Linked DNA regions of Homo sapiens: all the other regions are linked to region 3. A link is a contact called in ENCODE POLR2A ChIA-PET data. All regions are on one chromosome and are shown on one strand. The core of a region is the stretch at or near the end of the contact, and the rest is flanking DNA. Distances in the headings are between cores, read along the strand shown. Region 1 holds the start of G3BP1 (G3BP stress granule assembly factor 1). Region 2 holds the start of ZSWIM6 (zinc finger SWIM-type containing 6). Region 3 holds the start of ARRDC3-AS1 (ARRDC3 antisense RNA 1). Region 4 holds the start of NR3C1 (nuclear receptor subfamily 3 group C member 1). Region 5 holds the start of ZNF131 (zinc finger protein 131). Region 6 holds the start of CEP120 (centrosomal protein 120). Region 7 holds the start of MTREX (Mtr4 exosome RNA helicase).

The links. ChIA-PET counts read pairs that join two places held with the same protein, here RNA polymerase II (POLR2A).
Region 1: POLR2A ChIA-PET joins it to region 3 with 11 read pairs in CD4-positive, alpha-beta T cell. The contact joins the promoter of G3BP1 here to the promoter of ARRDC3-AS1 in region 3. POLR2A ChIA-PET finds 5 or more read pairs at or near these places in 2 of 52 experiments (CD4-positive, alpha-beta T cell and naive thymus-derived CD8-positive, alpha-beta T cell).
Region 2: POLR2A ChIA-PET joins it to region 3 with 10 read pairs in CD4-positive, alpha-beta T cell. The contact joins the promoter of ZSWIM6 here to the promoter of ARRDC3-AS1 in region 3. POLR2A ChIA-PET finds 5 or more read pairs at or near these places in 4 of 52 experiments (CD4-positive, alpha-beta T cell, CD8-positive, alpha-beta T cell, CD8-positive, alpha-beta memory T cell and 1 more).
Region 4: POLR2A ChIA-PET joins it to region 3 with 7 read pairs in CD4-positive, alpha-beta T cell. The contact joins the promoter of NR3C1 here to the promoter of ARRDC3-AS1 in region 3. POLR2A ChIA-PET finds 5 or more read pairs at or near these places in 3 of 52 experiments (CD4-positive, alpha-beta T cell, CD8-positive, alpha-beta memory T cell and naive thymus-derived CD4-positive, alpha-beta T cell).
Region 5: POLR2A ChIA-PET joins it to region 3 with 10 read pairs in CD4-positive, alpha-beta T cell. The contact joins the promoter of ZNF131 here to the promoter of ARRDC3-AS1 in region 3. POLR2A ChIA-PET finds 5 or more read pairs at or near these places in 3 of 52 experiments (CD4-positive, alpha-beta T cell, activated B cell and naive thymus-derived CD8-positive, alpha-beta T cell).
Region 6: POLR2A ChIA-PET joins it to region 3 with 6 read pairs in CD4-positive, alpha-beta T cell. The contact joins the promoter of CEP120 here to the promoter of ARRDC3-AS1 in region 3. POLR2A ChIA-PET finds 5 or more read pairs at or near these places in 5 of 52 experiments (CD4-positive, alpha-beta T cell, T-cell, activated B cell and 2 more).
Region 7: POLR2A ChIA-PET joins it to region 3 with 10 read pairs in CD4-positive, alpha-beta T cell. The contact joins the promoter of MTREX here to the promoter of ARRDC3-AS1 in region 3. POLR2A ChIA-PET finds 5 or more read pairs at or near these places in 2 of 52 experiments (CD4-positive, alpha-beta T cell and activated B cell).

What each region holds. Positions count from the first base shown.
Region 1 is chr5:151,770,382-151,773,889 of GRCh38, forward strand. G3BP1 (G3BP stress granule assembly factor 1) reads left to right here and starts at 1,573. Exons shown (of 12, transcript NM_005754.3): 1 at 1,573-1,655. It overlaps LOC100652758 (a long non-coding RNA gene), which reads right to left and starts at 1,795. Exons shown (of 2, transcript NR_132345.1): 1 at 1,322-1,795; 2 at 1-391. RefSeq lists enhancers at 1-381, 760-989, 1,247-1,541 and silencers at 1,750-2,079, 2,130-2,199.
Region 2 is chr5:61,330,015-61,333,522 of GRCh38, forward strand. It overlaps ZSWIM6 (zinc finger SWIM-type containing 6), which reads left to right and starts at 2,244. Exons shown (of 14, transcript NM_020928.2): 1 at 2,244-2,934. The coding sequence starts at 2,259. LOC105378994 (a long non-coding RNA gene) reads right to left here and starts at 2,202. Exons shown (of 2, transcript XR_007058781.1): 1 at 2,126-2,202. RefSeq lists an enhancer at 334-904 and silencers at 709-1,288, 1,319-1,388, 1,599-1,998, 2,109-2,248, 3,029-3,138 and 1 more.
Region 3 is chr5:91,378,674-91,381,915 of GRCh38, forward strand. ARRDC3-AS1 (ARRDC3 antisense RNA 1) reads left to right here and starts at 1,674. Exons shown (of 3, transcript NR_027435.1): 1 at 1,674-2,251. ARRDC3 (arrestin domain containing 3) reads right to left here. Exons shown (of 8, transcript NM_020801.4): 2 at 21-102. RefSeq lists silencers at 1,536-1,715, 2,336-2,405.
Region 4 is chr5:143,401,781-143,405,193 of GRCh38, forward strand. NR3C1 (nuclear receptor subfamily 3 group C member 1) reads right to left here and starts at 1,906. Exons shown (of 9, transcript NM_000176.3): 1 at 1,431-1,906. LOC128966704 reads right to left here. Exons shown (of 2, transcript XM_054328421.1): 2 at 2,886-3,136. The coding sequence ends at 3,106. RefSeq lists silencers at 902-1,001, 1,212-1,291, 1,532-2,801 and enhancers at 2,807-3,413, 2,852-2,921, 2,962-3,101.
Region 5 is chr5:43,118,885-43,122,384 of GRCh38, forward strand. It overlaps ZNF131 (zinc finger protein 131), which reads left to right and starts at 2,030. Exons shown (of 7, transcript NM_001330707.2): 1 at 2,030-2,239; 2 at 3,155-3,293. The coding sequence starts at 3,170. RefSeq lists enhancers at 1,692-1,751, 2,549-3,117, 3,118-3,500 and silencers at 1,932-2,281, 2,712-2,971.
Region 6 is chr5:123,421,413-123,425,146 of GRCh38, forward strand. It overlaps CEP120 (centrosomal protein 120), which reads right to left and starts at 1,991. Exons shown (of 20, transcript NM_001375405.1): 1 at 1,538-1,991. The coding sequence starts at 1,586. RefSeq lists an enhancer at 1,257-2,202 and a silencer at 1,532-1,691.
Region 7 is chr5:55,306,536-55,310,185 of GRCh38, forward strand. It overlaps MTREX (Mtr4 exosome RNA helicase), which reads left to right and starts at 1,454. Exons shown (of 27, transcript NM_015360.5): 1 at 1,454-1,612. The coding sequence starts at 1,479. DHX29 (DExH-box helicase 29) reads right to left here and starts at 1,159. Exons shown (of 27, transcript NM_019030.4): 1 at 852-1,159. The coding sequence starts at 1,038. LOC124900979 (a long non-coding RNA gene) reads right to left here. Exons shown (of 2, transcript XR_007058774.1): 2 at 1,614-1,902. RefSeq lists enhancers at 828-1,087, 1,228-1,707.

The DNA of each region.
Region 1 (3,508 bases), core at 323-2,822, about 60 Mb after region 3:
ATACAGGAGACTCCCTGCTCCAGGAAACTTCTAGGGGCTTCTCTCCTGGGGCCTGTTCCCTGGTTTTGGGAGCGCTCGGGCGACCGCGAGCCAGAGCAGCGTCTCGCTCATCTCGGACCCAGGCCTGGGGCTCCACTGACGCCGACGGAGCCGGGCTGCTGCGGGAGTGGAGCCCTGGGGGACCAGAAGGGGCTTTCACTTCGCTCCTGGGCCTCCCGAGTTCCAGGCTCGGGCTAGCCCCGCGCAGGGAGGCGAGCGGGCCCGGCTCCCCAGAGGCCGAGGCCGGCGCCCGTGCTCCTTCAGCTCGGCCTCTCTCCCCCGACATAGGCGCTCCACATGCTTCATTTCCAAAATTCTCAGCAAAACTCCGCGGGAGACCCTGGTCACATGCCTGGAACGAGAACAAACCGGGGCGTGTCTGTGCCGGACGGCTGGGAACCAAAGCTATTTCCATAGAAATAGGGCCGGCCAGCCTTGAGTTGTAGCCCCGCCAGTGCCTGAAACGCCAGGAGGAGGGGACGAGTTGCCTTTTAAAGGCGTAGCGACGAGAATAAGCCCCCACCCGCGGCAATTCGAGGCTGAACAATAGTGGTGCAGCTCGGGACGTGGTGCGAGGGCCCACACTCCACTGGAGCACGCGCGGACCACCGTGCCTCAGCTGCCACAAAGGGAGCCTCGCCACACGCCCGCGGCCGCCTCGCAGCGCCCGCCAAGAAGCGCCTGGCGGAAGGGCGCACTCTCAGGCCTTCCACCGGCGACCTTCCGGCGGGAGCCTGCGGGCGGCGCAGGAACGACCCTCCTTCCTCTGCCCCGCAGCAGTGCTGAGTAATGGTGAGAGCAGCAAGGCCCTTGGCCGCCGCACGTAAGAAAAAAGTTGTAATAAAAAGAAAACAACCCGGGAAACTTTACTAGTTGGTTCGCCAGGTACAAACCTATGCGGAAAAGGCGGGGTACAGGCCTCGGAGGCCGGACCCAACCAGTCAGGGAAAGAAAGAGGGCAGAAGCCGCAGGCTGCACAGCCTCACAACCGCCCAGAGGGCACGGCGGCCCTGGGGCTCGGTCTCTTCCGAGCAGAGCAACCTCCGTGTCTATCAGCTCCTTCCGGCGTTGCGATTGGCCACAGGCTGTCTTGGCCTCTCGGACGCCCGCCTCCTAGTTGCTAGGGGTTTACTTCCCCAAAGTACACGGGCCCCACCTTGTGGCGCAACCGCTCCTGCATGGAAAACGGATCTCCGCCCAGGGGAAGACGTGTTAACGAATAAGAGCAGCCCCACACATTTATTGGCTACTTTGAGTATCAGTCAAAGAACTGCTCACTCGCCTTTCTATTGTACTTTTCGGTTATTGGTCTCTCTTAGTGCCGATCTGTTACTAGGGAAACGAGATCCTCACAGTCTCATAGGCAGGAGTCAAAGCCAATCAAGAGCCACGCCTTCATCCCCGAGTCAGTGCCCAATTACTGTTCGAAGAGCCCTGAGGACGCGGTCGGGATTGGTCATCCCGTCGCCCGACCTGGCCGCAACAAGTTAGGGTGAGTGGCAGTTATATAGACCGGCGGCGGAGCACGCGTGTGTGCGGACGCAGTTGCGTGAGGGGTTTGTACTATCCTCGGTGCTGTGGTGCAGAGCTAGTTCCTCTCCAGCTCAGCCGCGTAGGTACGCCGGGGTGTGGGCGGGGCAGGGAGGCCAGAGGACTAAGCCGAGCCGCAGCACTTGTGAGAGGGAGAAGTCTGAGTGGCGCTCGCGGCGGCCGCGCCAGTCGCGTCCCCCACCCCAACCCCCACCCCAACGGCCGCAGGCGCGCGCGGCGGACGGACGGGCGCGCGGCGGCTCCTCGCTCCCGCTCCCGTCCCGGCTGGGGCGCGTGGCCGTGTCCGCCGCGTGCGCGTGCTGCGTCCAACGGCCTCGCGGGGCAGGAGTAAGCCGCGGCCGCCGCCTGGGCCCCAGGGCGGTCTCTGGGGCCAGGGGTCCCGCGCCCAGCGTTTCCCGCCCGCCACCCTCTCCGCCACGCGCCCGCGGCACCTTTTCCTCCCCTGGCCAAGGGATCCAGTCGGTTCGGACCAGAAGGAGGCTTTCGTTTAGGGTGGGGGCAGCACTAAAGTCTGATTGGAGTCTTGCGGTCCGCGCGTCGCAGAAGCGCCTTCGGTTTTGCAGAGAGCAAAGAGGGAGCAGCGAGTGCACGGAGTGGTAGTAACAACCAATGTTCTTTCCACGCCCTCACTGTGTGTCCGGCACTGTGCGGAGCCACTTTTCTGCCTTTCATTTGATTCTTGCAGTGAGCTGGCGAGGTGGGTACGGCTATCCTCCTTCCTTAGCGGCCCAAGGCACGGGTTTGGAGAGCGGGGTCACAGGCACGCACGGGAAGGGCGGGGATTTGTTGACGCCGGGCCCTCTGACTCCGAGCTCCCCGCTTCCCAAGCCTGTTTTTAGTCTTTGCCCCCAGAGCACTTGTCCCTCGGGGCAGCATCAGCCTCAAAAGGCCACCTGCCGAGAAGGCTGCAGCGGCATTTGTACTTGGGCTAGTTCTGGGCTTCCAGGGAGACAAGGGTTGGAAGTGGGAATGTGACAAAGGAAAAGGGTTTGGGCTTCCTTTCTACGTGTACTTGTACAGGCCCTGGGTAGATGTGCCGCCACCGTAGCTTCTGGAAAAAAGTAGGGAAAACGATGAGTAAGTGCAAATGAACATGGACTGTGTTCCTCATCGGGTTTGAATCTCAGATTGCTGATGGGAAATTCCCGCCAGCGGGAAGTTAGGCTCCGGTTTTAGACGTTGAATTTTTTTTTCTCTACTTTTTTTTTAATTGGAGGAGACTTTTGCAGAAAGACCTTGAGAAGATTCACTTTATAGTTGAAGGGAATGAGGTGCAAAGCGACGAATTTAAGATCTCACTAGCATCTGTGGGTTAAAATACGGAATTGGAATAGAAAGGTTGGCGCCCAGTTACAGTATACTATTTGGACCTCTGTGGAGCGTGTCATGCTGGATGAATTACTGGTGTTGGAGATGTGTTGGAAAAAACAACTGTGACAGTCGAGATCTGTGGATGAAAGTTTGTGTACACTCCGTTTATTTAGCATTTACTCTGCTGGGTTCTTGTGTATATGCAGAAACAAGATGCTTTTCTTCAGGGACTGGAGCTTATATTTTTCTAGTAGTTACCATCTTTTAGATTATTTAAAAGCCAACATACTCCTTGGCTTAGTGAAATAAATCTTCTATGTTATAGAAACACTTCTATAAACATAAAGATTTCTATAATCGTGTTCTGGAAACCCTTTCTATAAACATGTTTCTATAACAGTATTATAATAATGTTCCAAGTAACATTTACTTGGAACTTTGCTGGTGTGGCGATTCCGGTTACTTGCCCTTACAGACTGGTTAACTATGGAATTAGCATTTTAACTTAGACTTAAAGTTGAGCAATTTAAGTTGTCAAATGGAAAAACACTAGAATGACCTACATTTAAACTGTTTAAGCTTGAGTCCAGCTAATTTTATTACTGCT
Region 2 (3,508 bases), core at 994-3,493, about 30 Mb before region 3:
TTGTCATCGCTGACTTTCCAGTTCAGTGATTCTATGTGTTTATGTGTGAAAATGCTTGCTAATCTACACATTATACAAGCCTAAGTCGTATCATGAACTTCTGAAGAGAATAGAGCCCAACTTGTGTTTTACTTTTAAACTTACTGTCTTCTATACCTATGTTTTACACAATTATAAGATTATTCTTATTTTTAAAGAGATCTAGAAATGAAACCCCTGAAAGAGACTTCTCCCTCTACTTGCCCATAAAGATCCTCCAGTTTTCCGCACAGGCTTTTTCCTAGACATGGAGGAAGTGCCCAGAAAAATACTGGACGGATATACAAAAACATAATGCCACAAAAATTTTCCTAACAAGTAAGGCAGCTGCGGAAAGTCGGCCAGCGTCCCGACCCCAGGGACCTGCAGCCTGGGACTTGTGAAGGCCCACTGTGTAGCTCGAGGTTTCCAGGGCCTCGGCCCCGAATGGGCGATTTTCTTTAAAACGCCGAAGCGCGCTATCCCTTTAAATCCAGGCTGCAAGGCAGGCGGGTGGGGAGCAGCCAATAACCTTAAAAGATGCGAAAGTGTCAAAGGAGATACAGTTTATCTCCAACAATGGGAGCGGATCAGCACCACTGTTTACAGTAAAAACAGAAGGTGGGGCTGGGAGGAAGCCTGTCTCCGACGCGGTAATTAAGTCTGCGGCTTGGAAGCAGATTTGACCGAGCTCTGTGGAGCGCGAACAATGTCCGCAGGGCTCCAGGTTCAGAGAGGGACTCGCTTCTCCGCCTTCGCCCGCGTCCAGGCACCAGCGAGCTGCACTCTGCACTCGCTCTCCCTGGTCCACCCCTACACTGCCCGGACCCGAGGGGACTGGCCCTGCGGGCGCCGCCAAGGCGACTGAGAGCGCGGCGCGCGTCCCGAGCGCCTGGACTCCGCGCAGCCGGGCGCCGCGCACCCGGGTGCCGGGGTGGGAGCCGGGCCGCAGACCCAAGTGCGCCCGAAGCCGCCGTCCGCCGCCTGGCACGCCGTCTGCCGCCTGCTGGGCGATGTGTGCGCGAGCCCGTGGGGCTTGCGCGCGCCCTGCGGCGTGTGTACTCACAAAGGTGTGTCTGCTAACCCCACAGCCCGGGCTGCGTTCCACCCCGAGCTGGAGAAACCCCGGCCTGGAGCGGGGCCTTGTCCGCGCGGCCGCGGGGGCGACAAGGGCGGCCGGAGCTCCTCGACTTCTAGCGGGCGGGTCGGTTTCCTGGCCCGAGGGGCTGAGGCAGCGAGGGCGGGACGGTGGCAGCCGGCACCGGACGCGGGTCGCGCGGCTGCTGGGCACGTTCCGAGCGCTCTGCGTGTTTTCGGGCACAGCCCTGCAGCCGAGACAGAACGGACGCGGGGCTCGGGGATGGGCGCACTGCAGCCACGCGGGGTTAGCAGAGCGGGCGCGCTCCTTCCACACCAGGTCTGCAAAAGTGAAGTGGAAAGCCGCCGCCGAACGCAGCCATCCTCCCCCTTCCCCGCTGCAGCTTCGGCGGGTGGTGGGGAGAGCTCCCCTGGACCGGCTGGAGGGGAAGCTGGCAGGCGCTCGGGTTTGGCCGCGCCTCCTCCGCCTTCCTCTCCACCCGCGTCCCCCGGGGTCCATGCCGCATTTCTTTGTTTTGAAAGCGCCTCCTCCGCCCAGAGGCTTTTCCCCCGAAGGGCAGGGGGACGGGGGGGGTGGGGCATCGGCCCGTGGGCCCCGCCCTCCATTTAGCTCAGAACCCTCCCCTTCGCTCACCCCCTCTTCTCCCCTTTCCTCCCCCGCTGCGACCCACGAGGCGCATCCTCACTTCTCGGACTTCAAAGAGAAGCTGAGAACTGGAGGGGGAAGTGGGGTAGGCAGGGGGCGCAGAGACCCACCCACCTCAGGCCCGGCCCGGCGGCCCGCCCCCTCCCACGGGAACCCCGCCTGACCCCGCCCTCCCCCGCGTCACAGCAGCCTGACATTCTCACAACCCACCGGGCACCAAAACGGCCCGCCCCCGCCACCCCCGTGTCCGCCAAGCGCTCTATTTATGTTTCAGCCCAGCGATTTGCATAGGCCCCGCCCCCGGCCCTAGGTTCCCCCTATCAGAGCCCCGCCCCAGCTTCTGCGTCACAGCGGAGGCCCCACCTCTTGTGCCCATACAAGGAGCGGCGGGCCCTAGATGGCATCGTGGCGTCGCGACGGCGTGTGCGTGTCGCGCTTCCTAGTGCCGTTTATAGGGTCCCGGCACTTCCGCTGTCGGGTTAGAAGCGGCGCGGTCATGGCGGAGCGCGGACAGCAGCCTCCTCCCGCGAAACGGCTTTGCTGCCGGCCGGGCGGCGGCGGCGGCGGCGGGGGCAGCAGCGGCGGCGGCGGCGGCGCGGGTGGCGGCTACAGCTCTGCCTGTCGGCCAGGCCCGCGGGCGGGTGGCGCGGCGGCGGCGGCGGCGTGCGGGGGCGGCGCGGCGCTGGGGTTGCTGCCGCCGGGCAAGACCCAGAGCCCCGAGTCGCTGCTGGACATCGCGGCGCGCAGGGTGGCGGAGAAGTGGCCGTTCCAGCGCGTGGAGGAGCGCTTTGAGCGCATCCCGGAGCCGGTGCAGCGCCGCATAGTCTATTGGTCCTTCCCCCGCAGCGAGCGGGAGATCTGCATGTACTCGTCCTTCAACACCGGCGGCGGCGCCGCGGGCGGCCCCGGCGACGACAGCGGTGGCGGCGGCGGCGCGGGCGGCGGCGGCGGCGGCGGCTCCTCGTCTTCCCCGGCCGCAACCTCGGCGGCCGCAACCTCGGCCGCCGCCGCCGCTGCCGCCGCCGCCGCCGCCGCCGCCGCCGCCGCGGGGGCCGGGGCCCCGTCGGTGGGGGCTGCCGGGGCGGCGGACGGCGGCGACGAGACGCGGCTGCCTTTCCGCCGGGGCATCGCGCTGTTGGAAAGCGGCTGCGTAGACAACGTCCTGCAAGTCGGTGAGTCACGGGGCAGCCGCGAGCCGTCTGTCCGTCCGTCAGTCCCTGGGTGGGGGGGGGGTGCCCGCCTTTCTCCTGCGGACAGCCCCTAGTTCCGCGCGCGCCCGCACCCCTGCGGGTGTCCTCACTGGCCCGGACGGTCCTCCTGAGCGGAGCGCCCATTTCCTCCCTCCCTTCCCTGCCCCCCGTCGCCCCGGACGGGCCAGCGCGAGTGGGAAATGAATCAGCAGGACGCGCCCCTCCGTGGGCTCCGCGCCCCCGGCCCGCGCTCCCCTACCCGCCCTCCTCCGGGGAGCACATCCTGGAGGGCTGTTCGCCGGTTTCGGGGGTGGATGTGGACAAAGGCGCGGGCGGACGGCCGGCCTCCGGCGAGGGTGTGTGTGGCGGGGCTGTGCGGGGCGGGGGAGGGGGCGCGGGCCGCAGACAATGCCGGCCGCGGCCCGGCCGCTCGGCGCTCCCCCCCTCTCCCACTGCCTGTCGCTCGCTCCTTTTTCTTTCTGGCCCCCGCCCCACGCGATTTGAGGGGAGGGGAATACACTTAAAGCCGCTCGGCCGCCGCTCCTCCCAGGGCTCC
Region 3 (3,242 bases), core at 424-2,923:
CTATTATTTATAATACTTACGTCTGTGGAAGCTCGAAGCTGAATGCATATTCATGCCTTCCTGAATGAATAGTGTGGAAGCCTTCTTCGGAATTATCATCATCTAAAACAAACATAAAAAGAAAACAAAGAATTTATTATTCAACATTTACATACTCCGCAGGGTGGCATAACTTTAAAGATGCTTACATAACAATTAAGACCACAAAACAAGCTTTGGAGTCTGAGAGATCTGAGTTCTAATTCTAACTTCATCATTTCCTCTGGACAAAATAAAAATCCTGTCGTCAGCTGCCTTATCTGTAAAATGGGGATAATGAATACTCACACCCCACAGGCTTTTTATTTTTTCTAATGGAAAATGACCCAAACTGCAAAGCATCTGTTTATAAAATAGTATATATACTCAAAAGGCTCGGGTCTCACATCATGGTAAGACAATGCTATCCTTTGTCTCCAACGGTTTGCTTAAATTTATCACATTAAGACTATAATGTATCAAAGAAAAACTGTTCATGCAACCCTCTTAAAATATGTCAGTTTATAGGGAATAATAATACCAGATGTGAATAGAATAGATACTCCAAAACCACTAGAAAACCTTGTCAAATAGACGGAGTAAAAAAAAAAAAAAAAAAAGCCACACATTGATTTTAATGTCAGATTTATAACTAAAAATAATTATTTATTGAACTAAAAATAATTATTTATTGATCTAAAATGATCACAACACTCAGTTGGTCCTAGCAACGACTAAAACTTGCATAAACTATACCTTAGATAATTACAAAGAACCGCATTTAGGTGGTGTCGGCTTATAAGGAAACAATATTTTCCAACATCCTTGAAAAAAATGAAGTCTAACTATTAATAGTTTCCAGTTTCTATAAAAAAGGGATGACCTTTCATTTTACAACCAATTTTTTTGGTGAAATTATTTTTTTTCAAGTGGCATGAAAATAAATATAATCGAAAATATGGGAGGGGGTTCTAGATCATTAAAGTGCCTATTTAGCGTTTTAAATAATTACAGAAATATCTTTTAAAGTTTTCTTGGTGTAGAAACCTTTACGATTAGCCCCCAGAGTAGAAAAAACTGGCACATTATTTAACTTTCCTTCAGCAAAGTATTGGATATACACAAAAAACGTGATGCCTCCCTGATATTAAACGAGAAAAAGGGGGAAAAAAGCATGTATACGTCGATACTTTCATTTAAAAATCATGGTGATTCGCTTATGTCTCCATACAATTTTCCTCGTCCCCTGTGCAAATTCCCCTGAACGGATTTCAGAACCAAAAACTAGCTGATGAGCTGGGGGCCATTTAAATTCGCTCCCCTCGAAGGCGCCCGAAGTTCGCCTTCCTTTCCCTTTCTTCCCTCTTCGCTCCCTTTTTGTGCCAGCTCAGCAGTCTCATTGAAGCGAGCGGCGGCGGCCGCGCCGTGGTAAACAAGTGCCGGGCTGTCAATCAAGAACTAGACCGGAGCAGGAGAGGACCGGCCTAAACCGGCGCGAGCAGATCCCAGCCGGCCTGCCCGCGCGCCGCCGCCGCCGCCGCTGCCGCCCGCGCGCCCCGCTATACATACGGCATACGTCGCGCGGCGCTCGCGCCCGTGCCCGCGCAACCTAGCCTGCTGGCCGGGGGGCGGGGCGAGCGAGCCGCGGCGCTTCCGCTTTACACGCCCCAGCCGGCGACCGGTTCCATCTGGCTCGGGCCACTCTGACACCTTTAGTTTCGGCAAGGGATATTGGGGTGGCGAAGGGGAGGCGGGGGCCCGAAGGCTTCGGAAAACGATGGGGGAGGGGGCAGAGGATACCCGTCGAAGCCCCCCCCTCCCCCAACATTTCGATATTGGAATCACTTTCCTTCTTCCTCGGGCCAGCCTTTGCTCTGTCCCCTCAGGTCAACTCAAGGTAGACAGTGTGGCGACTGGAGAGGTCGGGGAACAAGCTTTGTTTCAGCTAAGGGGAAAACAAGCGTTCACAGGAGTCCCCTGACACCTCCCACTCGGAAGATAGCTAACGGGGGTCCTGCCAACCCTTCCCATCCAACTTCCATCTGAAAAGGATTTTCTGCTAAAGTTGGGTCCATGGCCATCCAGCACCTGTAAGGCCGGCAGGAGCGTCTGCCCTCTACTCAGTTAAAGCCTGAAGTCGTTTCCTTTCGATGGCCCTTAGGAGGCCCAAAAGAGGGGCGACAGAACATGATGTTGACACGGGCTGGGCGCCCCCAGAAGCCCGGGAACAAACGTGAGTACGGGCTGGGTGGGGGTCGCTCTGGAGGAACCTTTACCGGCGCACGCCGGTTTCCTAGCCTCGCCCCAGCCGCGGCGCGAGCTCACTCTCCCCACCCGCCCGCGCCCAATCCAATCAGCGCCTGCCATCGCCTTAGCAACAGGCTAACAAACCTGGCTCCGCCTATCCCGGGCGCCCGGGGCGGGGTCTCAGTTACCAGGCTAGTTTGAGAGCTCCCAGTTTCAAGTCATTGAAACTATTCCAGACTGAGCTCGTCTACGCGTTGCAGGGTTTGGGGGGCATTTTGTTGGGGGTGCAGGGCATTTAGTTTTCTTTACCACGAAATCATGGTGCAACTAATGAAATTATATTTGTCCTCACATCTCGTTGTTCTACTTTTCCCCACTGCAAGTCTTAACCCCTTGAGGAAAAATCTGTTTTCTTTCATCCGTTTCATAAAAGGCTGCAATATTCAGAAAGGTACAAACACAAAGTCATCTATCTGCTTTTCAACAAATACCAAGGCTGTCATTAGGCATTTGCATCTCCTATCAGTGTTAACACTTGGAGAGATTAATTAGTTATTTCAGGATGCAAAGTACCTGTATCTAACTACGAAAATCCTGCTAAAGAACTGAGTTCACCTTAATAGTTTCAAAAATAATGCATTAATACTGTCCCTCAAAGCATCCTTCATTTCTCACTTGCCTTAGTCATCAGCACTTCTCCAGGATGTACGTTTTTAATATAAAAAATAAGGTAAAATATGTCTCTAATTTTTTTTCTGAAAAATCGCCAACATCTGAACTAAATACTGCATTAAAAAGGAGAGGCACAAAAATTACATAACCAGTTTTAACATTATATTCTTCTTGGGCTAGGAATTAAGTCATCGCCACCACCTGACGCGTGTAACCAATCTGCTGAGAGCAGAACAAGCGCCCCTCCTCACCACCCCCCAGAACTGGTCCGAAACAGGATTGAACCGCTTCTAACAAAGGGTGGA
Region 4 (3,413 bases), core at 656-3,155, about 52 Mb after region 3:
AAACACAGAACCGTAAAATCACATTCATATAAATTCAGGTACAACTGTATCCAGTAAAATGTTCAAAATAATTTTCTCTGCCTTCACCTATCCAAACCTTCACCTATCCCAATTCTCAGCCTATTCTCAAGAGAGTAAGACTGTTAGTATATCGTTAATCAGGGTGTTTTAAGAGATGGGCTAAGACGGAGAAGCGCATTTGGGACACTATAGTCAAATCCCGTCCAATAAAAGGTAACTTTTCCTATGCGATGACGTTAGGCAGCATAAATGTCACTGGCCCTCACTGAAAAGTGAATATGAAGGTAGAGAGAGGGGTGTGGACTTGCCACTACAAATCTTGAGGGTAAACTGCTTATCTCCCCACCTCTCTGCCCCGTTTATCTGAGGCGATAACGATCTCTAAACACGAGGTATCGAATGGAGCCCAATGAATTTCCATGCCGCTTTTTTGACAGCTGCCTTCAAACCCGAAACCAAAACAATATTTCCTAAAACGAAAACGCTCCCTCAAGCGACATTATCCCCCAGTTTAAGTTGCAAATAACCCAGCCACATTAATTGGCCCTAATGAACCATGCCAGAGGGTCTTAAGTGGTATTACAAGGTTGCAATTATCAAGTCTGCAACCCCAAACGTCAAACTAGCACTTGTAAAAATCGCAGCACAAAACCATTACGGTTACAGGGGGTCTTTTTCTAAAAGGGGCCACTTAGAAACCTCAGGCGCGAATTAACAACAAACGCTAAAGAGCAAGCCCTTGCGGGGCGGGGGTGGAGAAGAGAAAAAAGTGCGAGGTTAAAAGAGAAGTACGTCCAGACCTGTTGAGTTCTCTCTCCGACACGCCCACTTCTAACAGATAACGCCGGCCCCGGCCGCAGTCTCCAAGTTGCGGGCTGTCAGCCCCCCGCGTGTGCACCCTCACGCGCCCCGCACGCCCTCCTCAAGCCAGGCGCCGCCGGGGCCTCCCCGGAGCCCGGGCTCGCGCTCGGGCGCGCCGGGGTGGCGTGCAAATATTCGGGCGAGTAAAATTCAGACGCGGCTTAGCGTTCACCACGAAAACGGGTGTCGGGCGACCCCCTTGGAGGGAAAGGGGACACTAGGGGGAGAAAAGAGGCCAGGATTCCCGCGAGGAATGAGAGGCTCGAAGCCCCCGGCAGTTCGACAGGGCTCCGCTCGCCGTCCGAGGTCAGGTTCCTCCCCCTCGGCCCGGCCAGGGGACGCCTGCGGAGGGAGAGGAAGAGGCCAGCGCTGTCACCCGCGCGCTGCCCTTTCGTCACCGTCGCCCGGCCCTTGCCAGCCCCCCACCCCCACTCCCCGAGGCTAATAAAAGTTTGTAGGCTCCCGCGGCGGCCCCCGAGTTGTCTCCGGTCCCAGCGGCACCTCGGGGGAGCGAGCGCGCCCCGGCCCCCTCCCGCCTCGCTTCTTACCTCTGGCAGAGGAGCCGCTCGCCCGCCACCGTCCGCAGTTCCCGCCGCAGCCGAGATAAACAACTTAGCTTGTGAACGCAGAAGGAGCAGGAGGGAAATATATTTTTTTTTTCTAAAAAAAGGAAGTAAACAGCCGCCCCTTTCTCCATGGGTGGGGGGAGAGCCCCTATTTAAGAAAGTCTCCCATTGCCCAGCTGACAAGCCAGCCCTCCGCCCCGCGCCGGGCTCCGCGGGTCGAGGTTCCGGGCGCGCGTGCCCCGTCCCGGTCCCAGCTGCTTCGGCCGCTCCGGCTGCGGCGTCTCCTTCCACCCACAGAATCCGTCCCCGACGGGCAGGCGGTGACTCGGGCTCCCGTCACAGACACGAGCTCGCAAAATGGAGGAGGCGGCGGCGGAGGGAAGAGAGCGCGGACACGCGAAAGGGCAGCCCGGCCTGGGCGAGCGAGCGGGACCGAGCGGGGAGCGGGTGGAGGCGGCGCCACGGCGCGCACACACTCGCACACACGCGCTCCCACTCCACCCCCGGCCGCTCCCCGCCCGAGGGGCCGCGCGGCGGCCGCGGGGAACGATGCAACCTGTTGGTGACGCTTGGCAACTGCAGGGGCGCCCGCGGTCCCTGCCCCCACGCCCTCCGCGCGGGCCCCGCCACCCCGGCCCCGACGGCGCCTGCACGCCCGCGTCCCCTGGCGTGGCCGCCCCGCCCGGTGCGCCGCGCTTCGCCCCCCGCCCCCAACTCCCCAGGAAAAAGGGTGGCGGCGGCAGCGGCGGGGGCCGACCTGGTCTCTCTGGGGCGGCGTTAAGAGGGCCACCGAGTTTCTCCAGTTTCTTTTCTCGCTACCTCCTTCCCGCCCCCGCCCAGCTCCGCGGCTCCAGACCCACTCGGGAGCTCGCTCTGCCCCTTGGCGGCAAGCGCCGCCAGTGCCCCTGCGGGTGACAGCGGGCGGGCCACAAGAGCCGGGGCGCCTCCCGCGGCTGAGCTGCGTGAGTGGCCCGCGCCGCCGCCGCCGGGCCGAGTTGCGTGAAGTGTGTCACTTCGAAAGGGGCTACGGGGTTGCACGGAAACGGTGCCGCAGCGTCTCGGCCGCGCTCGGGGCCGGGCGGCCTGACACGCCCTCTGGGGAGGCTTCAGGGAAGGGACGGGATAGCGGGGGTCGGCGCATACGTACTTTGGGCCCGGGGGGAGTCGCGTGCCGGCAGGTCCCCCACCACCGCATCATCTGGGCGGCCGGGTCTTCAGCTGCCGCCGCCGCGCTCTCGCACTGGGAGAGAAGTTGCAAAGCAGAACCCACCCTCCCCCGCGCCCCGACCGTCCCCCACCCTCTTCCCCGAGTCTGCGAGGCGGCGGCGGCGGCAGAAGGAGGCGCCGCCTGCCAAGTTCAACCCCCACCCCTCCCGCCCAATGTGCTCACACTCGAAGGAAGTTGCACGCCAAATGCAAAACCTCCAGCGAGCTGGATTTCTTTGCACTTTTTTTTTATTATTATGATTAAGGAAAGCAGGGGGCGGCAGGCTTAAAAGCAAGTTGCAGGCGAAATAGTAAGTTGCTGGCGAAATATAGCCCCCCTTCCGAAACTCCTGACCTCTTCTTCCACCCCGGCCAGGGCCCGCGTCCAAGTTCCCGGTGCAGGCCCCACCCCCGAATCTTGACATTTGCTGCCCTCGACTCTGTGCGTTGCTCACCCTATCACGTTCATAGGACCCCTGCCCCTACAAATAAAACAAAATACAGGCAGCTTTAAAATGCCAGCGTTCAACTCCCTACAGATGTTCCTGTTAGGAGCTTCCCCCTCAGTCCAAGGGGAAGGGAACTCGTGGTCCGTCCTGAGAAAGGAGAGGGCCGTGGGGCGAGGGGTGCCCGTGCGGGAAGCCCCCGCCCCAGCTCCCTTCCCCAGCTCGCCGCGTCGGGAAGGCTTGGACGATGCCGGGACCGAGCCTCCTACCTTGTGCGGCACAGATTATGATTTTTGTGACTCTGGGAAAGGTT
Region 5 (3,500 bases), core at 780-3,279, about 48 Mb before region 3:
CTAGCCTATCACTCCTGCAGACTCTCTTTAAACAATCCCATCTATTCTTAACACTTCAATATTCCTTTTATGCTGTAAACTTGCAAATCTCTATCTCTACGGTTAGTCTTCTTCCCTAAACTATATGTAGGCCCATATATCCAAGGGCCTCTAACATTATCTCCTTATAATAACACCTCTGGTTCCATCCTCTCTCCCCATCCAGCTCCGCCAGTTGTATTTCCTATTTTGGTAGATGGTGCCAACAATCTACTGGCTCAAGCCAGAAATCCAGGAGCCATCTTTGACTATTCTTTCTCCCTTGTCACCAATATATCCAGCAATATTTATTTAGTATCTATGGCATGCTTTACAGCCAATGTTGGTTCTATCTCTAGATTTTTTTTTTTTTTTTTGAGACAGGGTCTCACTCTGTTGCCCAGGCTGGAGTGAAGTGGCACCATCTTAGCTCACTGCAGCCTCAACCTCCCTGAGCTCAAGTGATCCTCCCACCCCAGTCTTCCAAGTAGCTGAAACAATAGGTGCACACCATCACTAATTTTTTTGTATTTTGTAGAGACGATGTTTCACCATGTCACCCAGGCTGGTCTTGAACACCTGGGTTCCAGCGATCCTCCCCGACTGGGCCTCCCAAAGTGATGGGATTACAGGCCTGAACCACTGCGCCCAGCCTATCTCTAGATTCTGACCAGCTCTCTAATTCCATTTTCCCCCATGGTTTCATCTACATTACTAACAGTCTCCCAGTTGATCTCTATTCCTAGCAGCTTGTCCCATTTAATCTGTTCTCCATATTGGGGCTAGAATTATCTCTTTAAAAAGTACATCTTAGGATGTCACCATGCGGCAAGGCTTCCCCTTGCAAAAAGAAAATCTGACATCTTCAACACTTTTTATAAGGCACCCTTGTGCGTCTATCCAGCAACATTGTTTCAGTTTCCTGAATGCTATAATCTTGGTGCCTTTGCATGTGCTATACTTTTGGCTAAGAACACTTAGACTTCACATCACTTAAAAACATTTTTTGTTTTAATACAGATGGGGTCTCGCTATGTGCCCAGGCTGGCCTCAAACTCCTGGGCTGAACTCCTCCTCCCCAACTCGGCCTCCCAAAGTGCTGGGATTACAAGCGTGAGCCACCGCGCCCGCCCACATCTCTTCTTACAGGTCAACTGGCTTTCCTTGACACCCAGTTACTTCGTTCTTCAGGTGTTGCAAAACTCATCAGCAAGCACCTAGGCAATTACTGTTCAAAATATCTATGCAGTCTACTAGACTTAAGATTCAGAAAGGCAGAAACCACATATACCTTGTTCACAGCTGGACTTCTCAGTGTCTAGTACTAGGATTCTCAATACATATCTGTTGAAGTTATGATGACATTATTACCATATAGCTATTTGAGTTCCTCCGTAATCCCAATTCTCAAGTTCTTTGAGAGAAAAAAATAAGTAAATCTCAATTATAGAATTATCCTCAAAATGTATTTATATATAATATTTCTTTGGAGGAATTAAGGAAGCAGTCACATGCAGCTGACTGTGGGTCACTGGACTTTTTTTTTTTTTTGAGACGTTGTCTCGCTCTGTCGCCCAGGCTGGAATGCAGTGGCACTACCTCAGCTCACTACAACCTCCACCTCCCCGCTTCAAGCTATTCTCCTGCCTCAGCCTCCCGAATAGCTGGGATTACAGGCGCCCACCACCATTCCCGGCTAATTTTTGTATTTTTAGTAGAGACGGGGTTTCGCCATGTTGCCCAGGCTGGTTTCGAACTCCTGACCTCATGTGCTCCACCCGCCCAGGCCTCTCAAAGTGTTGGGATTACAGGCATGAGCCACCGCGCCGGCCTGGACTCTTTAAAGGAGTGGGGAAGGCCTGCACTAACGGGATCCGGTGTAAATAATTCTGAGCAGCTCCAGGTCCTGAGCCCAGCAAGCACGTGCTGCGGCAGGGCGCGGGGAGGGCGCGCTTCGCGGAGGAAGATTCCGGGCGGCCCGAACGTGCTCGCGCCCGTAGCTGCCGCTGCCGGGGCCGCGGCCGCCCGGGTGCCCAACCGAACGCACGTGCGCCAGCGGGGCCCGAGCAGAAGGGGAGCCCCGGCTCTCACGAAGAAAATGGAGGGCGACCCACGGGTTAGGGGTCAGGAAAGGCGTGGGGCGCATTATGCCCTGGGAGGGGAAAGCACGGAACAAGAGGCTCTGAGGGACGGAGAGGAAGGAGGGCGACCCACGAGCTAGGTAAGGCGGGCCAACCCAGGTCTCGGAAGGAAGGGGGCGGGGCAGGACGGGGCGGGAGGGGCCGCGCAGTAGCTGGGCTGTGAGGACGGTTGGCGAGTTCATTCCGGGCTCGGGTCGGGAAGTGTCCGCCCCTGGAGTCAAGCTGGGGAGGGTGAGAGGTTGAAGGGCAATGACTTAGGTTCCCAGCTTCTGGCCCTGCCAGGCTCTGCAGTAGCCCAAGCCCACCGCTGCCCGGTTTCTTCTCAGAGAGCAAGCCCTCGCCCTTCGTGAGCGCCAAATCCCCGCGCTCGGCCCCGCCCATCCACTGAGGGGTGTGGGTAGGGGCGTGGCCCGTTCCCTTGCTGGTCGGCGCCCGGAAGGCGTCCGCGTCAGCCGGAGCTCGACGCGGTGACGGTGTGCGTCGACGTAAGTGACGCGCAAGCCTGGGCCGCTCCTCCTTCCCTCAGTGAGTGCCGGCCCGGTCGGGGCGGGGGAGAAGAGGGAGGGCGGGGGAGGGAGAGGCGACCCGAGAGTCGTTGTGGGTCGCGGGCCGGACCGGGTCCCGGGGCGGTGGGAGCCCCGGCCGGGCAGAAGGGCTTGGCGGGCCGTTAGAGGACCGCCACGGCTGTCGAGTCCCCTCCCTTGTTGGACTTGCGCGCCCTGGCGCTCGGAACCTCCGGCGCTGTGCCCACCCCGCTCTAGCTCGCGTCTCCCGACTCCAATTAGGTCAGGCTCGGAGTCCCGCGGCCGCGGCTCCGGTCTCAACGCTCCGGGGCCGCTCGGCTCGCCTTTCTTCCCTCGCCTTTCTCTCCTCTTGCTTCACCCTCCCCCCTTCTTTTCACGTTGCTGGTTTTTTTTGTTGTTGTTTTATGCTTTAGGGGTTTTGTTCCTCGGCTCGAGCTCATGGGTGTACATTATCATGCTCTTCTTTTGTAGAGCAGCCCGACGGCCATGGAGGCTGAAGAGACGATGGAATGCCTTCAGGAGTTCCCTGAACATCATAAAATGATCCTCGACCGATTGAATGAACAGCGAGAGCAGGACCGGTTTACTGACATCACCCTAATTGTCGACGGTGGGTAGGGCAGTGGGCAGAGGAGCGAATTTTTGGCTTCAGTTTTTTTCTGTCCTTCGGACACCCGCCTTTTTTTTTTTTTTTTTTTTTTTAACCCATCCTCTATGGTCTCCCTACCAAAGTCTGCAGAGTGTGTGCACTGGGACCAGATTGCACTTGTCAGTGTCCACTCACACAGCGTGCTGCAGAAGGCTGGTTGGTCAGTCA
Region 6 (3,734 bases), core at 741-3,240, about 32 Mb after region 3:
GCACAGCTCTCCCAATTAGCACTAACAGGCCTCTCTCAGGACCTCATTTTCTGCTGCTCTAAAACTAGCTTCCCCAAATGAATTGCATTTATGTCCTGGGTTGTCAGACTGGCCTGGGTTGTCCATAGAATTCTATTGTCACATATCTAAAGCTCACTTATTATTTAAAGAACTTCAGCCATCCCACCCACCCTACCCTCAAACCTATATTTACAGTACATATCACATATTTTAAATATTATACCCCAACATATTGTGTCCTGTGATCTCCCCACGTGGACAGACCTCTACATCCTTGGAGGGAATGGAGGTATTTGTTTCCTCATAGCATGGTCAGTTATAAGTCTAAAAACTGTTGTTAACCAAATTTTAAGGTTATTTCAGTCCTATGTTTTTAAACAATAAGTAAACTAACAGTTAATAGTGCTCCAAATCTTTATGGCTTTTCTGGTCAGTCTCTTGTTCCAAAATTCAAAGATTAGGATTACAATGTTTCCTTTGCTCTCATCCCTCACACAGTGCCAGGCCTTTATAAAACACTCTCCCATGGGGGAAAAAATGCAGCCAGGCTTCTGCTCTGGCTCAAGATGACTCCTTCTTAACATACTATTCGTAAAGTGTCCTCAATTCACCTGTTATCTCCTATGCCCTCCACTTTCTTGCAAATCTGTTCTCCAACCACACTGAATTTAACCAATGTTTACTGAGTGAATTTAATTAAGCAAGGCAAAACGTGTCTTGCTTTTCCATACTTTAAGTGCTCCCTGCTCTTCTCTTTGCCTGGAATGCCCTTCCTTTTTTCACCTGACAAATTCCTAATCATCTGTAGGACCCCAAAAAATGCCACCTCCTCTAGTGAAACTTCCGCAGTTTCCTTAGACAGAGGTGGTCATTCATTAGGGTCTTCCACATCCTGATGAATTATTTGCTGACACACTCTCCTTGCTACATCCTTAGCTTTTTAGAATCAGGACTGTTTCATTCTTACATTCCCAGCACAGTGTCTGACACTCAATGAGTCCCAATAAACCAATGTCATTCATCCAAAACACACCTTTTAAGGAATGTATAATACACCCTCTTAAGAACTGTAGTCCCCTGAGTCCTCCAGCAAGACGTGTAAAGGGAATTGCCTCCGGAACACTTCTGGAATCGCAGGAAGCCTGTATTCAAGTCAAAGCTCTTACAAGTGCTATTATTGGGAACCGCTGATCAGAACGCGCTTCTCAGGACCACGTTCAGCTCATATATAAAAGCCATCGACGTGCTGCTTTGGATGAAAATCGTTTTCTCTAGATTCTCTGGGGCTACGGCTAGTCACGCTAAATATCACTTATCCCTAATAGCGCTCATATCCCTGGAGAGATTTTTAAATCAATTGCCTAACAGACCTCACTACGTACAACTTTGAACAAGTCTGTGGGGACCACAAAAGCACAGATGACAGGGTTCTTAAGGTTAACAAGGCCTCGGTCCCACACTAAGCTTTTAAAACTCGGGAGGCAGCAGTTGCAAAAGCAAGCCTCAGGCTGCTCACCTTCTAGGATGGACACGACGATGAGCAATTGGTCGGATTTGGAGACCATGGTTGCGGTGAGCGGTCCGGGGGCGAAGGCGGCTGGGGGGAAGTGAGGTCCAGTTGAGTCGCGGGTAATCCGGGACCCCCGGCGGGACCCCCACTGCCCGCCCCCGGTCCCTGATGCCCGGACCCCGCTCCGCAGCCAGGTCCCACCGCCGTCTGCTGCAGCGCGCCCGGCTCCTCTGCCTCGGGCCGCCAGCCCAGATCCTAACTGTGCCCCGACTCAAGGAAAAAGCCACGCTGCAGCCCTGCCAGTCTGCAAGCAGAGACAAGCCCGCCACCCGAGGACCTTTTGCCGCCTGCGTAGCCGCTTTTCAAACGCCCGGGCGGCCGCAGCGGCCGCCGCCGCGCCCAGCTTCCGCCTAGCAACCAGGCCCGCAGGCCCAGTGCCCAGGGGAGGTTGGAGGACAACGGGTGATAGAGACAGAGCAGTCAAGGCTAGAACGCCCGTCAGCGAGCTTCGCCTCCCGCCCTTTTACGCTCTGTTCCAGAGCCCTAAGGAGGACGCCTTCATTACCTCACAGCGCCCTCTGCTAGCCGGACGAGGAGAGGCGGGCGACTTGGTGTGGGACCAGCTGCGCAAGCGCACTACTGCTGTAAACGCTTCCTGAAGCTGCGTAGCCTTTAAGGAGCGTGAGTGTAGCGTATTACCTGCTTTATGCTTCAGCCACAACCTGAGAGTTATATTAGTGGGGATTAAAAAAACAAAAAAACCTAGCTTAGTTGACGTACCCAGTGTCAACACTGCTTAAAAAATTAAATCACAAAAAAATAATGACTTAAATCTAAACTCTAAAGTCCCTAAATCGTGCTCACGCGGCACCTCAAATTTCCGACCTTTGAAAACAAGTAGCTTCAATACGGTAATTACTGTACTTGTTAAAGCTGACGTAAACTCCCCGAGAATTTCCTGTCCCTTAGAAATTACCCCTAAAACAAAAACACTGTCACGTGGGCAATGAAATATAAAGGTTCTTCCACCCCCGATGACAAAGTTATTAGCAAACTCAAAACCAAAAATAAACAAGGCATTGAGGTGCTGTCTGCCGACCCTTTCCCCTTAACGTCTCCCAAATTCAGATTTAAGAAACGGTTCAAGACTTGTAAAGGGAACGGCCTCCTAAACACTACTCAAATTGCAAGAAGCATGTATTCAAGTCAAAGGCAAAGTTCTTTTGGAGGTTATCTAGCTTGAAACTTAAATAACCGAATTGGTTGGAGCGATCGTGGACACTATTAAGTTTGGGAAAAATTCTGCTTCGGAAAACAAAAGTAAATCATAATAAAATAAAGCTGCAGAGATAGCACTAGGTAGTGGACATAAGTGCGGCTTCTCCTATTACTTTCTGGTTTTGTAAATTGAGAAGTTGTTTTGAGAGCAAATATAATATCTCGCTGTTTTCTTTTTCTTCTATTGCTTCCTTGTTTTGGAAATTTAGAAGTTATTTTGAGAGCAAATAATATAATATCACTATTGTTTTCTTCTTCCTCTTCTTTATTCTTCCTTCTTTGCTTTCTGCCCAAAAGAAAAGGAGGAATATGTAGAGATTGGACTAATTACTTCTAAGGCCCTTTCAGGTCCTATCACAGGCATTCTTAAAATGAAGCACTATTCAATGTAAAATCAAAGTAATGATCTACTTTGGATTCATCATTGAACAATGCATTATTTTTGTGGAAGATGTCAAACATACTTTAAAGAAAGCAGAATGATATAATGAACCCCCAGTTACCCAGACCCCAGCTTCAACGATTATCAACTTAAGACCAATCATCTTCATCTGTTGTGTTATTTTTAAAGAAATCCCCAACATCACATCAATTCATCTTTTTGGATACGTACTTCTAAAAGATGAAGACTTTTTGGCCAGGTGTGGTAGTGGCTCACATCTGTAATCCCAGCACTTTGGGAGGCTGAGGTGGGCGGATCACTTGAGTCAGGAGTTCGAGACCAACCTGGCCAACATAGCAGAACTCCGTCTCTACTAAAAATACAAAAATTAGCCAGACGTGGTAGCGCAAGCCAGAAATCCCAGCTACTTGGGAGGCTGAAGCACGAGAAGGCTGAGGCACGAGAATCGCTTGAAATCATGAGGCAGAGGTTGCAGTGAGCCGGTATCATGCCACAGCGCTCCAGCCTGGGCCACAGAGAAAG
Region 7 (3,650 bases), core at 204-2,703, about 36 Mb before region 3:
GTTACCTATTAGTTAATACCTATCTCTGACATTAGACTGGCAAGCTCCATGAGGTGATGTCTCTTTTTGCTCATCACATTCCTCACATCTTATCAGACACATACTAAATATTTGCATATATACACATAAATGCTCAGCAAATATTTCTTGAATACTCCAATAAGTACAAGCAAACAACCCGAGAAGAACACAACAGAATGTAATTGTTCATCTTTTGAGCTCAACCGTAATATGTGGCCTGCTCATCTGCAGCAGGAATCGGCCATCTATAAGTTGAGTTGTCAAATCAATTTGTACAGTAAGCAAAACTGCATGGCGGCAGAAACGAGGGCAGACAATTTTACAATAGATTACACGTAACCAGTGTGTAACCAGTGTGTAAGTCCTGTAATTTTTATTAAGTATTGATTTTTCCAGAACGCATGGAGACACTAGATTGTTGCTGAAAATGATATGAAAAACTGACAGAAAATGGGGCTGGCTGGCACCAGGAGGTCAGGAACTCCACTCAGTACTCGTCTTTGCGTTAGCCTAGCTAGCTGAGATGGTGCTCAGGATGAATTCCTGCTGAAACAGGAGCTAATGCAATTATTTTGTTTTTAGAAGGGGGAGAAGTGTGAGTTAAAAGAGAAATGCCAGGCTGCAACAGGGCTACTGTCAGAATTTTGGAGGCCCAAAGAGCTTAGACTTTTTTAATCTAAAACAAGGCCACCCCATGGGGAGGTAGCAGCTCGAGTGTTGGGAAATAGAAATGTTGGGCCCGAAGCTCCTCCCGGGTTCTAAGGCCCTTTCCTCAGGACAAGCAGCAAGGTCTCAGGGCAGACAGCCAGGGGCTGGGGGACCTCTCGTACCTTGCTTGACACGGGGCTCCCTGGAGCCGGCAGCGGCAGCGGCAGCGGTGGCCGGCCTGGACACTGGCTTCTTGCTTTGGGCCTCCCCGGCAATTCCAGCCTCGGCAGATTTGGCTCTGGAAGCAGACACGGCGGCCCGGACCACCGCGGCCGCTGGAGCCTTGTGTTTCTTGTTCTTGCCGCCCATGTTGCAGCTGTGGCAGAAGATCCTTCGCGGCCCAGGCCCCGACGGTACCACTGCACAGCCGAGAGCTCTTCACATTCCCCGGCTCCGGGGCTGCCACCCTGCGCTTCGATCCGGGCTTCTCGGGCCGGGGCGACCGCTGCCTCGCAATTGGTCGAATTCAGCAGGCTCCGCCTCCTTGAGTCGCCAGCTGCCTGCCACACGCCAGGCGCCACGCGCCGCCCTCGCTCTTTATCCACTGAGCAGCTTATCCACTTTAGGTCGGAAAGGAAAGGAAAGAAAAGCAGGAAAAAAAAAAAAAGTCAGGGGAACATTTTTGTCGGCTGCGCGACTCGACTACTTTTGTCTCCTGCGGGCCACTGTTGAGCCTTCACGAGACGTCACTGTCTTCGGTCGCGGGGCATCGTGGGTAGGAGGGAGATTTGCTCTCACTGCTCCCAAAAATGGCGGACGCATTCGGAGATGAGCTGTTCAGCGTGTTCGAGGGCGACTCGACCACTGCGGCGGGAACCAAAAAAGACAAGGAAAAGGACAAGGGGAAATGGAAGGGGCCTCCAGGGTCTGCAGACAAGGCAGGGTAAGGAAGAAGTTCCAGTTGTTGCTTTTATTTTTTTTCTCGGTGGGGAGGAAGAAAACACTACTCTCTTAGGAAGAGCACGAGAAAGTGAAGTGTACATTGAGTGGCGTTGGAAGTGAAGGGGTTCCAGAAAAAAGTTGGAGAGGGTGGAAGAATGTTGGTTCGTGGAAGGGGGGTCTTGGCGTTTCCTGGTGTCTGCAGGCAGCGTGATCTTCTGCTTCAATTCCCTTACGTCGATGTTACTGATTCTGTCCCCATCTTCGCGGTTGTCTCCTGCATCAGCACAACACCTGGCACATAGTCGTTAATAAACAAAACGAATGATTAGTTGAGTAAAAGGTGAAAAGGTTTAGAAAAAATGATATGAATTGATTTGGAGGGGAAAGGGCAGATAATAACATGAGAAGGGAGAGACATTTAATCTCCAAGATGTAGTAGTTTTCTCTTCCGTAAAATGGAGATAATAGTGCCTACCACTGGTGGATATGAGGATTCAATGAGATACACGTGTAAAGTGCCTAACAGTGGTTAGCTAGCTATCACTAATAAATGGTAGCTATCGTGAGTTTATTGAGAAAAAATTTAAAAATTACTGGACCCTACCCATATGTTTAGACTGGTGCATACAGCCACCAGAAAGTGTACAGATCTGTTTATAGTAGAACAAGGAAAAGCTATTACTTGTATTAAATAAAGTAAGATGATTAATTAACAATCAACAAAATATACTCTTGGCATTGTGGGGCCAGATACCCAATAGATGCTTGAAATTAAATTAGACATGATTTTGCTCTCAAGGAATTTTCGGTGTAGGGAAAGAGAACAGGTACCCATTAAAGAGTTACAGTATAGGTGAGGAGGTCGTTAACTTAAAATGAATGATATATACAATTAAGTGTTATAAAAGTTCAAGAAAGGGAGATCCTATTTCTGACTTTCAGGAAGGCTTATTTATATACAAGAGAATATTCTGAGTTAAGGAAATTGTGTTGTTAATGGTGCCAAGTTTGTTTGTTTTTAGGAGCATAAATTGAGCAAGAGGAACTGTTTCATTTAGGGACTACAAGAGATAAGACTGGGAATATACATTGATTTGAGAACATGAGGGGCCTTGAATATCAAGCAGAGGAGTTTTGATTTCATTTTTAAAACCCTGTTGAACAAGGTGATTGGATAAGTAGAATGATAGTTTAGGAAAATTAATTTGGCAGTGGTTGGCAGAGTACTATAATAGTATAGGGAAAGAAGATAGACAGTGAGAAAGTAAATTAGGAAATTATGTTAGTTATCTGGTTGTAAAGATGAAAAGAACCTCAACTCAGGCAGTGGCAGAGGAATGGAAAGGTACGAACATGTTAAGGAAAAAATGGACAGGCCTTCATTAATTAAGGAAAACAAGGGAAAGGAAGTCAAAAGAGATGTTTAATTTGCATGTCAGGGTGAAAAAAACAGGGACGTTCAGAGGTTTTGATATAGTGATAACATTAATTTGGCTTGAGACAATGTGAAGGGATGCTAGTATGTCTGTAGGAAAATGTCCACTGGGTAGTTTTAATAGGGTTTTGGAGAGAGACCAGGACTGGAGGTATATATTTGAATATCATTTGAATTGGTCTCCTTGAGATAGAGATCTCTGTGGGGAAGTAAGTGACACAACACAGAACTTCTGGAGAGGGTACATAAGCCTAAATAAGAGATTAGAGGGATAAGAGAAAATTCTATCAGGAGTGCGAAATGAGTGGAACAAAGTGGAAAAATAGTCTACTCGCATTAAGTTGGATTGGGAGAGTTTGGGGAAGCTTTTCAGAGAAAATAAGAAAGGAGGACCAATTATTTTTATTTCTTTCAAGACAGGAAGTAATAGTTGCTAGAGTGTTTGAATGGGCAACTATGATATTATGAAGACAATACATGTATAATTTACCATGTTAGTATATACTTTACCTCAAATTTGCTAGGATAAAATGAGTTTTATTTGCAGGTTAGTTGGGGTAAGCTGTTTGACAGCCTTCCAAAGTGAAAAGAGGAAATAAAAATC